Linked DNA regions of Homo sapiens: all the other regions are linked to region 3. Evidence: chromatin contacts called from ENCODE Hi-C or POLR2A ChIA-PET data. All regions are on one chromosome and are shown on one strand. Each heading gives the region's core, a stretch centred on a gene start or an enhancer-like site at or near the end of the contact. The rest is flanking DNA. Distances are from core to core; before and after follow the strand shown. Region 1 has its middle 34 kb from the start of OR2AG2. Region 2 holds the start of OR2AG2 (olfactory receptor family 2 subfamily AG member 2). Region 3 holds the start of ZNF215 (zinc finger protein 215).

The links. A loop is a pair of places that touch in the nucleus more often than their neighbours do. ChIA-PET counts read pairs that join two places held with the same protein, here RNA polymerase II (POLR2A). Pooled maps may share reads with other maps.
Region 1: a loop to region 3 is called in a pooled map, with 7 times the contacts of the local background. The contact joins the enhancer-like site here to the promoter of ZNF215 in region 3. A Hi-C loop is called at or near these places in 1 of 168 maps with a recorded cell type or tissue (naive thymus-derived CD4-positive, alpha-beta T cell), 15 of 37 single-sample maps with no recorded cell type and 10 of 50 pooled maps. POLR2A ChIA-PET finds 5 or more read pairs at or near these places in 3 of 52 experiments (H1, OCI-LY7 and activated CD8-positive, alpha-beta T cell).
Region 2: a map with no recorded cell type shows a loop between it and region 3 (4-fold over the local background). The contact joins the promoter of OR2AG2 here to the promoter of ZNF215 in region 3. A Hi-C loop is called at or near these places in 2 of 37 single-sample maps with no recorded cell type and 3 of 50 pooled maps. POLR2A ChIA-PET finds 5 or more read pairs at or near these places in 1 of 52 experiments (OCI-LY7).

The regions. Positions count from the first base shown.
Region 1 is chr11:6,736,628-6,739,415 of GRCh38, reverse strand. No RefSeq gene overlaps it. Among named protein-coding and RNA genes, the nearest start is that of OR2AG2, 34 kb to the left of the region's middle. RefSeq lists an enhancer at 2,390-2,569. Within about 2 kb of position 1,360, at least 2 of the 41 ENCODE cell types and tissues checked have a DNase peak (open chromatin) inside an H3K27ac peak, as active enhancers do.
Region 2 is chr11:6,770,280-6,773,424 of GRCh38, reverse strand. OR2AG2 (olfactory receptor family 2 subfamily AG member 2) reads left to right here and starts at 1,449. Exons shown (of 2, transcript NM_001004490.2): 1 at 1,449-1,803.
Region 3 is chr11:6,925,027-6,927,865 of GRCh38, reverse strand. ZNF215 (zinc finger protein 215) reads right to left here and starts at 1,440. Exons shown (of 7, transcript NM_013250.4): 1 at 1,181-1,440; 2 at 59-204. LOC107984019 (a long non-coding RNA gene) reads left to right here. Exons shown (of 4, transcript XR_001748112.3): 2 at 704-2,049.

The sequences.
Region 1 (2,788 bases), core at 111-2,610, 190 kb after region 3:
GTTTTACTTGTTCCTTAACTAATTTGGTTGAAAGATATATTTCTCTAGAGCAATGTGGAACTTAATTCATATATTTAGATATCAATTATATTTAGTTCAAAGTTGAAATCTTTTTCTGTTTTGCCTGATGATCAAAAGTGGTATCCTGACTGGGCGCGGTGGCTCACGCCTGTAATCTCAGCACTTTGGGAGGCCAAGGTGGGTGGGCCACCTGAGGTCAGACATTCAAGACCAGCCTGGCCAACATGGTGAAACCCCATCTCTACTAAAAATATAAAAAATTAGCTGGGCATGGTGGTGCATGCCTGTAGTTCCAGCTACTTGAGAGGCTGAGGCAGGAGAATCGCTTGAACCCAAGAGACAGAGGTTGCAGTGAGCCAAGATTGTGCCATTGCACTCCAGCCTGGGTGACAAGAGTGAAACTCCATCTAAAAACAAAACAAAACAAAAAAAAGTGGTGTCCTTTAGGATACAAACTGATGTTCCCAAATTACTAATGGATCATATTTTTCATTGGGTACATATCAAAAGGCTGCCAGCTCCCATCAGGGAAAGTCATCTTGAAAACTCTCTTCTGACCCATTTCCACAGTGCCCCACAGAGCTTACTCATGTGGAGTGCAGAGTGAGGAGAGTCTGATGGTGTGGTGGGACCTACATTGACTCCCCACCTCCTAGAGCCACACAATGTTTGTCCAAATATGCACCGGGTTGTACAGTAGAGACAATTATCATTGAAAATTCTTCCCACCTCCCTACATGTCCTGGTCTATTCTCTTGAAATGACAGCTCTGAGAATTCTAGCTTAATAGAAGCCTTAGAAGGAAAAAGCAACTGCAGTTTGTATCCTATTTTTTGGTTCCCTCCTAACCCACTTGGTGGTCAACGGCTATAGGATTTCAAAGGCTAGAGAGACCTCCCTAGGTCACAACCTTCATCTCCTTGAGGAAAGAATGTCCCTTCTTGGAGAAAAGAACAAAACCAAACCAAACCCAGGACTTGCCAAAAACATTAGCAGAAAAGAGACACAGCATCTCCTGTTACCTTCAGTCTACACCAAAATAATGATAGTCTCCACATTAAAGCAATTCCCATGCCCAATATTTCTTATTAACTCATAGTAGAAGTACCAGGAGATGGGAAGATTCTTCTGAAAGTTACCCAATAGAATCAGATTCCCTGGCTGCAGCTGTGGTATGTAACTTCAAGTTACAGTACAAAGGAAAAAGGCTTGGCCTTAATTCAGGCCCTCTGTCTTGATCATTACTTTGTTTTTCAATGTCACCTTCCATATCTTCATCATAACTTGACACAGTAATACAAAAGACTGTATTAATGCTCCCTCTAGTGGCTGGTCCGCCATTCTACTTTAAATCTTTGTGGTCACCTGGAGATTGGAGAGAGACCTATCTGAGGAGCTTCTCTCTTTCCTGTGTTTCCGTCCCCAGTCCTGCAGGTTTCTCTGGTGCTTGGGCCTTGTTCATCCTATTCAAGCAGCCCTTCTTTTCCTAACTTTTTTTCTGCTATACCTGCTAGCTTCCTAGTTACTTCAGTTCCTTGACTAATCCTTTTTTTTTTTTTTTGAGACTGAGTCTCGCTCTGTTGCCCAGGCTGGTGTGCAGTGGCGCAATCTCAGCTTACTGCAACCTCCCCGCCTTGGGTTCAAGCAATTCTCATGTCTCAGCCTCCCGAGTAGCTGAGATTACAGATGCCCGCCATCACCCCCGGCTAATTTTTTGTATTTTTAGTAGAGATGGTGTTTCACCATGTTGGCCAGGCTGGTTTCGAACTGCTGGCCTCAAGTGATCCTCCCACCTCAGCCTCCCAATGTCCTGGGATTACAGGCATGAGCCACCGTGCCCAGCAAACTTTGGCCAATCTTAACCAGAAATCATCCCAACAATTTTGCCTTCATCAGACAGAAAGAGATGAAAGCACCAAATGAATTCCATGTCCTGAATAGCCCAGCTACAATTGCTAAGCCTCCTAATCTCCAATTTCTTTCTGCCCACTCTCTGTTCCTCTTTGTGTTTTAACTTGTCACAGTGAAAAATTCCTGAAACCCAATATGAACATACATTCCATATAAATTCTCTGGGTTAGCTCTTCTAGGTCCTCAGTCATGGCTCCTCTCTATATATTTTCATTAACTCTAAGAAATTCTGTAATCTCTAGGAGAATGAGATGTTCTCTTGGCTTGACAGTGGTAACCTCATTTAGGTCCTCCTTCCCTTCCATGAGAATTTACATGTTTGAGCCCCACATCCCACTGGGATGGACACTGTAGTTTCAGCAGGGATTTTCAAAAAATTAAACGACTGAAGTAGTTAACATTTATTGAGCCCCTACTTCAGATCAAACACTGGGATAAGCACTTTTTTTGTTTTGTTAGTTGGCAGACAGATAAGGCAGGCTCCATGATTTGTGCCTTATATAATGTCTCCTCTTCTTTTGAGTAATATGGCAGAGGTGAAGGGGTTTTTCAGAGGCAATTAAAGTCCCAAACTGACTTTGAGTTAACCACAAGGAAGACTATCTTGAATAGGCCTGACTTAATTAGGTAAAGCCCTTAAAAAAGAGACTGAGTCCTTCCTTAGGGCAGATACTTCTCTCTCCAGTTGCCTTGAAAGGTAAGCCATCGTGTTGTGAGAGGAGCTATGGAGATGGCTATGTGGTAAGGAACTGTAGGCAGCCTCCAGGAGCTGAGAGCAGCCCTGGATGACAGCCAACAAAAAAATGGGAACCTCAGTCCAACAACCACAACGAATTGAATTCTGCCAACACATAAG
Region 2 (3,145 bases), core at 200-2,699, 150 kb after region 3:
GGCAAGTAGTAGAAGATTTGGACTCGACCACATTTAGCAGTCCAGCTCTCTGCCTCCTTTCACTATAACTATTAACGCAAATTTCATGTCCATCATTTTCTTTCTTCATTTATATGTAGTTTTATTGAATGTACACATATTTATAGGAAGTTTATTTTCACTTAAGTTCTTAACACTGCAAAAGAAGTACCACGATATATAATCCTAAGGTGTCTCTTGCTTCCCTTAATATTAGTTTCCTAAGTTGCTTTTTTTGTTGTATGCTCTGGTTCCTTTGTTTAGATTCCTACATAGTAACCCTTTGGTGCATATCTATCTATTCCACTGTTGATGGGCATAAAGGTCGTTTCTAATTTTTATTGTACTGTGAATAATGCTGCTCTTATAATTTACATGTTTAAAACCGTCTTTTCAGTACATTCCTTTTATAATTAAAAAATAAAAAGATTTTTATATTAGTTCTTCTGTTGCACTTCTGAAATAATTTTGAGTATATATTTTATATAAACAGAAAGTGGAAACTTATTTTTATTTTTTTTAAGTTCAAAGAGAAAAGATATGATAACTCCGGAAGAAATTTTCAGCATTTCCTGGTGAAATGGCTGATTAAAGAGATACTAAAGAATGAGGAAGATTAAGCACAGAATTGGGTGAGAGATGGGAAAGCCTGAACTAAAAGCAGAAGTGAGTGCAAGCAGGTGCTGTGTCATCATCCCAAAGCTCTGAGCAGCTCAGCTGACTGATCACAGAATATGTAGGCCCATGAACAAATGAACACACACAAGAGGGAGTAGAAAGGAGAAACAAAGAACTGAAAAATAAATTAGTGCTGGATCCTCATTAAAGCTCAGTGAAGGAAGACCTGATATTAACAGAAGCATAGTTAACTCCCTCTAGTTGGTAATAGCCCAGGCTAGTGGCACAAAGAGGGATATGTGAGTGGCAGCATCTATAGAACCCATGAGACAGACTTTATATTTTGGACAGAGGGCTGGACAGGGAGGTGTTGCTTTTCAGATTGGTTACTGACACTATCTATTTTGTCAGAAACAGCCTCTGTCTGGTTTTCCGGTCAGTGATTTCTAGGTTAAAATTATAGTTTTGGTTTTGTAAGGCAGGAGAAAGATCTTAGACTCCAATGAGTGGTGAGACACAGCAAGCCCATGGCGGGCAGAACAAGGCCTCAAGGTTCAGAGCTCATTTGGTGGTAAAGTTTGAAGAAATGGCAGGCCAGGAGACATGCCCAAGGGGATTTATTAAAATCCCATTTCCTGGAGCAATATTTTCAGGGGAGGTCATGTCAGCTGAGAGGGTGAGACTATGAACCCTCCCCCAGGACAGGCCTCACTGTTGGCGCAGAGACAGTAAGGCTGGGCATTGGTGGGTCTCTTTTAAGCAGCTCTTCTTATACCTCTTTTCTCACATTCCTGCTGTGCTCCTCTTTTATCATGAAACACAGCATGAGGGGAATATATGAAATCTGAGGACCTGGACTTAAGAACTCAGCTAGAACCATTCCAAAGCAGTAAGGACTTTCTCGCAAGGACAGTGAATGAGAGAACTTTGGAAGAGATTCAGCTCCTCACTTCTGCAGGATCCTGCCCTAGGTTCTCAGCTGCCTGTCTGCATCTATCTCTACTTCCAGAGAGGACTTGCAGTGCCAGTGACTGGAGGAGCCTTTGATCTCTGATCCTAGAGACAGCCATACACACACCTACATTCATCCTGGCCAGAAGAAGCAACTTTTCTTTCTTTGGCTTCTTGAACCTCTTTACCTGGAAGCTATGCCCCTTCCCATATGAGGTAAGGGCTCTGTCTCCGTTTCAAGGCAATATGGGAAGTCTGGAAGTCCTGAGAAACAGGGTCAAGACCTTACACTGCTCTCCTTCTCAGATTCTCTAGTTCCTCAGGCTTTATGATTCACTCACTCCCATCTATATCTTATCAACCTTGTACATGTACCCATCTTGCACATGTAGGAACAACCAAAATAATTCTATGCCATTGGCCAGCCGTGAGTTCCTAGAATTCCTGATGATGGCCTCCTGGTAAAAGTCTCAGTACTTACCTTTGTTACATCTAGATTTTCCTGGCCTCCAGTAGTTTGATGTGAGTCCCCAAATGAATAGTACCTCAAAGGAGGACTATCTAAAATATGCTGAAGTGCCTTTCCCCTGCAGGACTGCTTGGCGCTAAGTCCAGTGCCACACAAAAAGCCAAATGAAGTAAATACAAAAAATAAATATACTGAGCAGAGATGAAAAAGAAAAACTTATAAAATATACTTCCAAAAATTTAGCTCTACCTTGTTAATTGACTGACCATTTTCCATAAACTATAGCAATGCCTCTTAATATCAGCCTCTGCTGACTTCTCTTGGTTTGAAATACCCGCAACCACCAGCAGTTTTCCAGAATGAAGCTCTTCCTCTGTAGGCCCAGTGTGTGTTCTCTGGCCTTTCCCTTTAGATGACCCCAGAGAGAACTCAGTAAATGGAAAGAAGGGAAAACAATAGTCCCGTATCAGAGGGAGGAGGTAGGTATGTAGGATCCTGAGTCCTGGTTACACCACCTTACCCAAGCCCTGATTTTTCTTCTCTTTGAAATCCTGTCCAAACATCTGGTGCAGGAAGCTAGAAGAATGTGCCCAGCTAATTATGTTCCTCCTTTTATTTACCTGTCCATTCATCTTTTTATTCAAGAAAAATGAAGGCATTTCAAATCTAATATTTAGCAGAAATAGTGCTTAGAATTGACTTTGGACTTGTGTTTTTGTTGTCAACAGACAAATAAGGTTTTCCGGTCAGTGGGTCAGTGGTTCCTAGGTTAAAATTATAGTTTTGATTTTGTAAGGCAGGAGAAAATTCTTAGACTACATTGCGTGGTGAAACACAGTTTTATACAGGGTATTTTTCTGGGGGTTTCTTGTCCAGACTTCACTGGGCAAAAGTGCAAGGAGGACATTCATGTACTGTATTTTAAGGTTCTGACTTTCACGGTACCATCCCTCACTTTTTTTTTTTTAATTATATCCTGACCCATTTTGATTTAGCCACCTCCTATTTATCCTCAGCCTTTAGTCTGTATACCACTTCCTTGGTGAATCCTTTCCTGAAAACTCACTTATATGTTCTCCTAGTGTATTT
Region 3 (2,839 bases), core at 191-2,690:
AGCAACAAATATACTGGGAGGTTTGTAGGTGAAAAACACAAATTAATGAATTACTCACTGTAAACAGTTACAGAGCTAGGACAGGGAGAGACGTTCAGGATGGCATGCTGCATTTAGGTAAGATTTCCGAGGTGGAATAGTTTTGATGATAGAGATCCAAGGTGTGACGTGACTGCAAGTAGCTTAAGTGGCAAATGATGAACACTGGAATATACAAAGCCAGGAAATATAACAGTTAAACTCTAAAGTACTGAATAGATGCCTCTGATATAAAGGTGGGATTCAGGATTAAGACACGGAGCCAGTACCACTGTGACGGAGGGACCTGAAGTTGTAGTGGATGGTTAGACTAATATAACCAGGTGGCACCAGTTCTACGGTTTTATGGCCGCAAGGAACTCGAACAGCTGCTAATTATGGAAAAAAGGTACTGTCTGTGAAGAGGGTTATTTCTAATCAAACAGGTTGTAGGTAGGACAGCTGCTTGAGGTAAGAACCACCTGGCGAGAGTAGCTTAGATAAAGAGGAACAGAAAACAGTTTGCAAATAAGTGACTGAATAGAAGTCATTTATGTTAAATGGAGAAAGAATTATTTTAAAATAAGTACGATACTTGGAGGTTTTAATCTTTTAGGGAGGTGGCCAGGAATGACTGGGAAAACAAGGCAATATGAATTAATTAAAACTCCATTGTCTTTCCCAGTTGATTGATCCAGTCACGCTTGGTTTTTCCATGAGGCATCAATACCAGCCATTCCCAAACCAGCTGATCATAACATACTAACCACTCTGCGCGTCTGGAGACTGCCCCTATTGCAGAGTGGAAGAGGCGACAGGAGTGTGGTTAAATCCTTGCTTTAGCGGAGCTGGATCCTGACCCCAGCCGTCCCGCCGCCCACCCCCTCGCCCTCTGTCGCTGCTCTCAACGCTTGTCTTACTTCCGCAGCCCACGTTTCCATCCCTCCCGTCAGCTCGCGCCCTCCTCCAGGTTTTCCGGCACAGACCTTGGAGGGCAGCGTGGAAACTGGGTAACTGCAAGCAAGCTGAGGTAAGCTGCACGTTCCGCATGGACGCCCTCAAGCGTGATTCCCAATTCCAAGACCCCGCGTCCCCACCGCCCGCTGACGAGAACGATACCCGTGAGCACCGCTCCTCTCCAGTGGCCCGTTCAGTCACTCACAAGCGCCAGTTCTCAGAGGAGCCGCGGAATCGCTGTCTTGGACAGTGAAGGGAGCTGGCGTTGGTAATCACGCTGCAACTAGGAATCCCTGACCTCGCCGAACCCTCAACTCACTGCCGGCTCCGAGTTTCATAAATTGCCGCGGAACAACCTCGACGCACTCTTGCGCACGCGCACCAGCTGTGGAAGGAACCCCCTAGGAGCCCCCGCGACCCGGATCGGTGAGGTAGACCAGGCCTTTGCCAGCCCCGTCCCTTTCTGCAGGCCCCGTCCCTTTCTGCAGGCCCCGCCCACGCCGCACACTTGGAACTCTGGCCCTGTGAATGGACTCACGGTGAGCTTCTAGTGGCTTAAAGAAATGAGCGTCATACTTCCGGCGCTGCCTCATCCCGTCCGGGGAAACTAGTCCAAATCGCCTTTCTGTTCCCCACACCCCATTTGTCTGGAATCAAAAAACAATGACAATTTCGACAAGACATTGTCTCTTACATGGTCTTTATTGGTTTATTGGTTCACAGATTCATTCATTCAGTTTTGTATGGAAGTGAGAGGGCTTGCAGTTCGTTGTTCAGTTTTGGCTTGTTAAGACTGAGGTACTTTGTGGCATCTGAGAAGCATTGTCAATTAGGCATTTGGATGTAGGCATTTGGGAATTTAGAGATGTCTGGGGCTAGACCTGTAAAATTTGGGTCAATCTGGGTAGATGGTGATTGATGCTATCCATTGGAATAGGACTGCAGAGAAAGGGACAGAGAGGAAGAGAGAAAATAGAAGGAAATGGGCTGGAATTGGCCCAGGGAACACCAACACCATTGGTTGAGTCAGGAAGGCGGACCTGCAAAAAAGAGAGAGGAGGATCAGCCTGAGAGGTAGGAGGAAATCTGGTGGGTGTGGAGACACAGAGGGAAGGGATGTGTGTGTCACAAAGGAGAGAATGCTTGGTGGCATTAAGTACATGATAATATGATTAGTGCTTGCCTAGAGGCATGTGGACAGTGCTGTAGGAGCAGAGTGAAAGAACTTAAACCAGAGAGAGCTTTATATCTAGGCCAGGAGTGGACTAAGGTAAAACAAGATGGCAACTTTGAACAGCTAGTGACACAAAAAAACAAGGACACACCATATAGTTTCTTTTATTTCTTTTTAAATAGACCTTATTTTTTAGAGCAGTTTTGGATTTACAGTTTTGGAAAAATTGAGAAGGTAATATACAGAGTTACCTTCTACTCCACAACTAGTTTTCCCTGTTATTACCCTCTTAAATTATTATGGTATATTTGTTACAACTAAGAAAATAAAAATAAAATATAAAAATAAAAAATAAAATAACATTGATACATTAAGTCCACAATACTTTATTCAGATTTCTTATTTTCTTTGCTTTTTTCTTTTCTTTTCTTTCTTTCTCTTTCTTTCTTTCCTTTCTTTCTTCTTTCTTTCTTTCTTTCTTTCTTTTTCTCTCTTGCTTGCTTGCTTCTTTTCTTTCTTTCTTCTTTTTTTGACTGGGTCTCACTCTGTCACCCAGGCTGCCAGGCTGGAGTACAGTGGTGTGACAGCTCACTGCAGCCTGGACCTCCCTGAGCTCAAGTGATTCTCCCATCTCAGCCTCCCAAGTAGCTGGAACTACAGGTGCTTGCCACCATGCCTGGCTAATTTTTT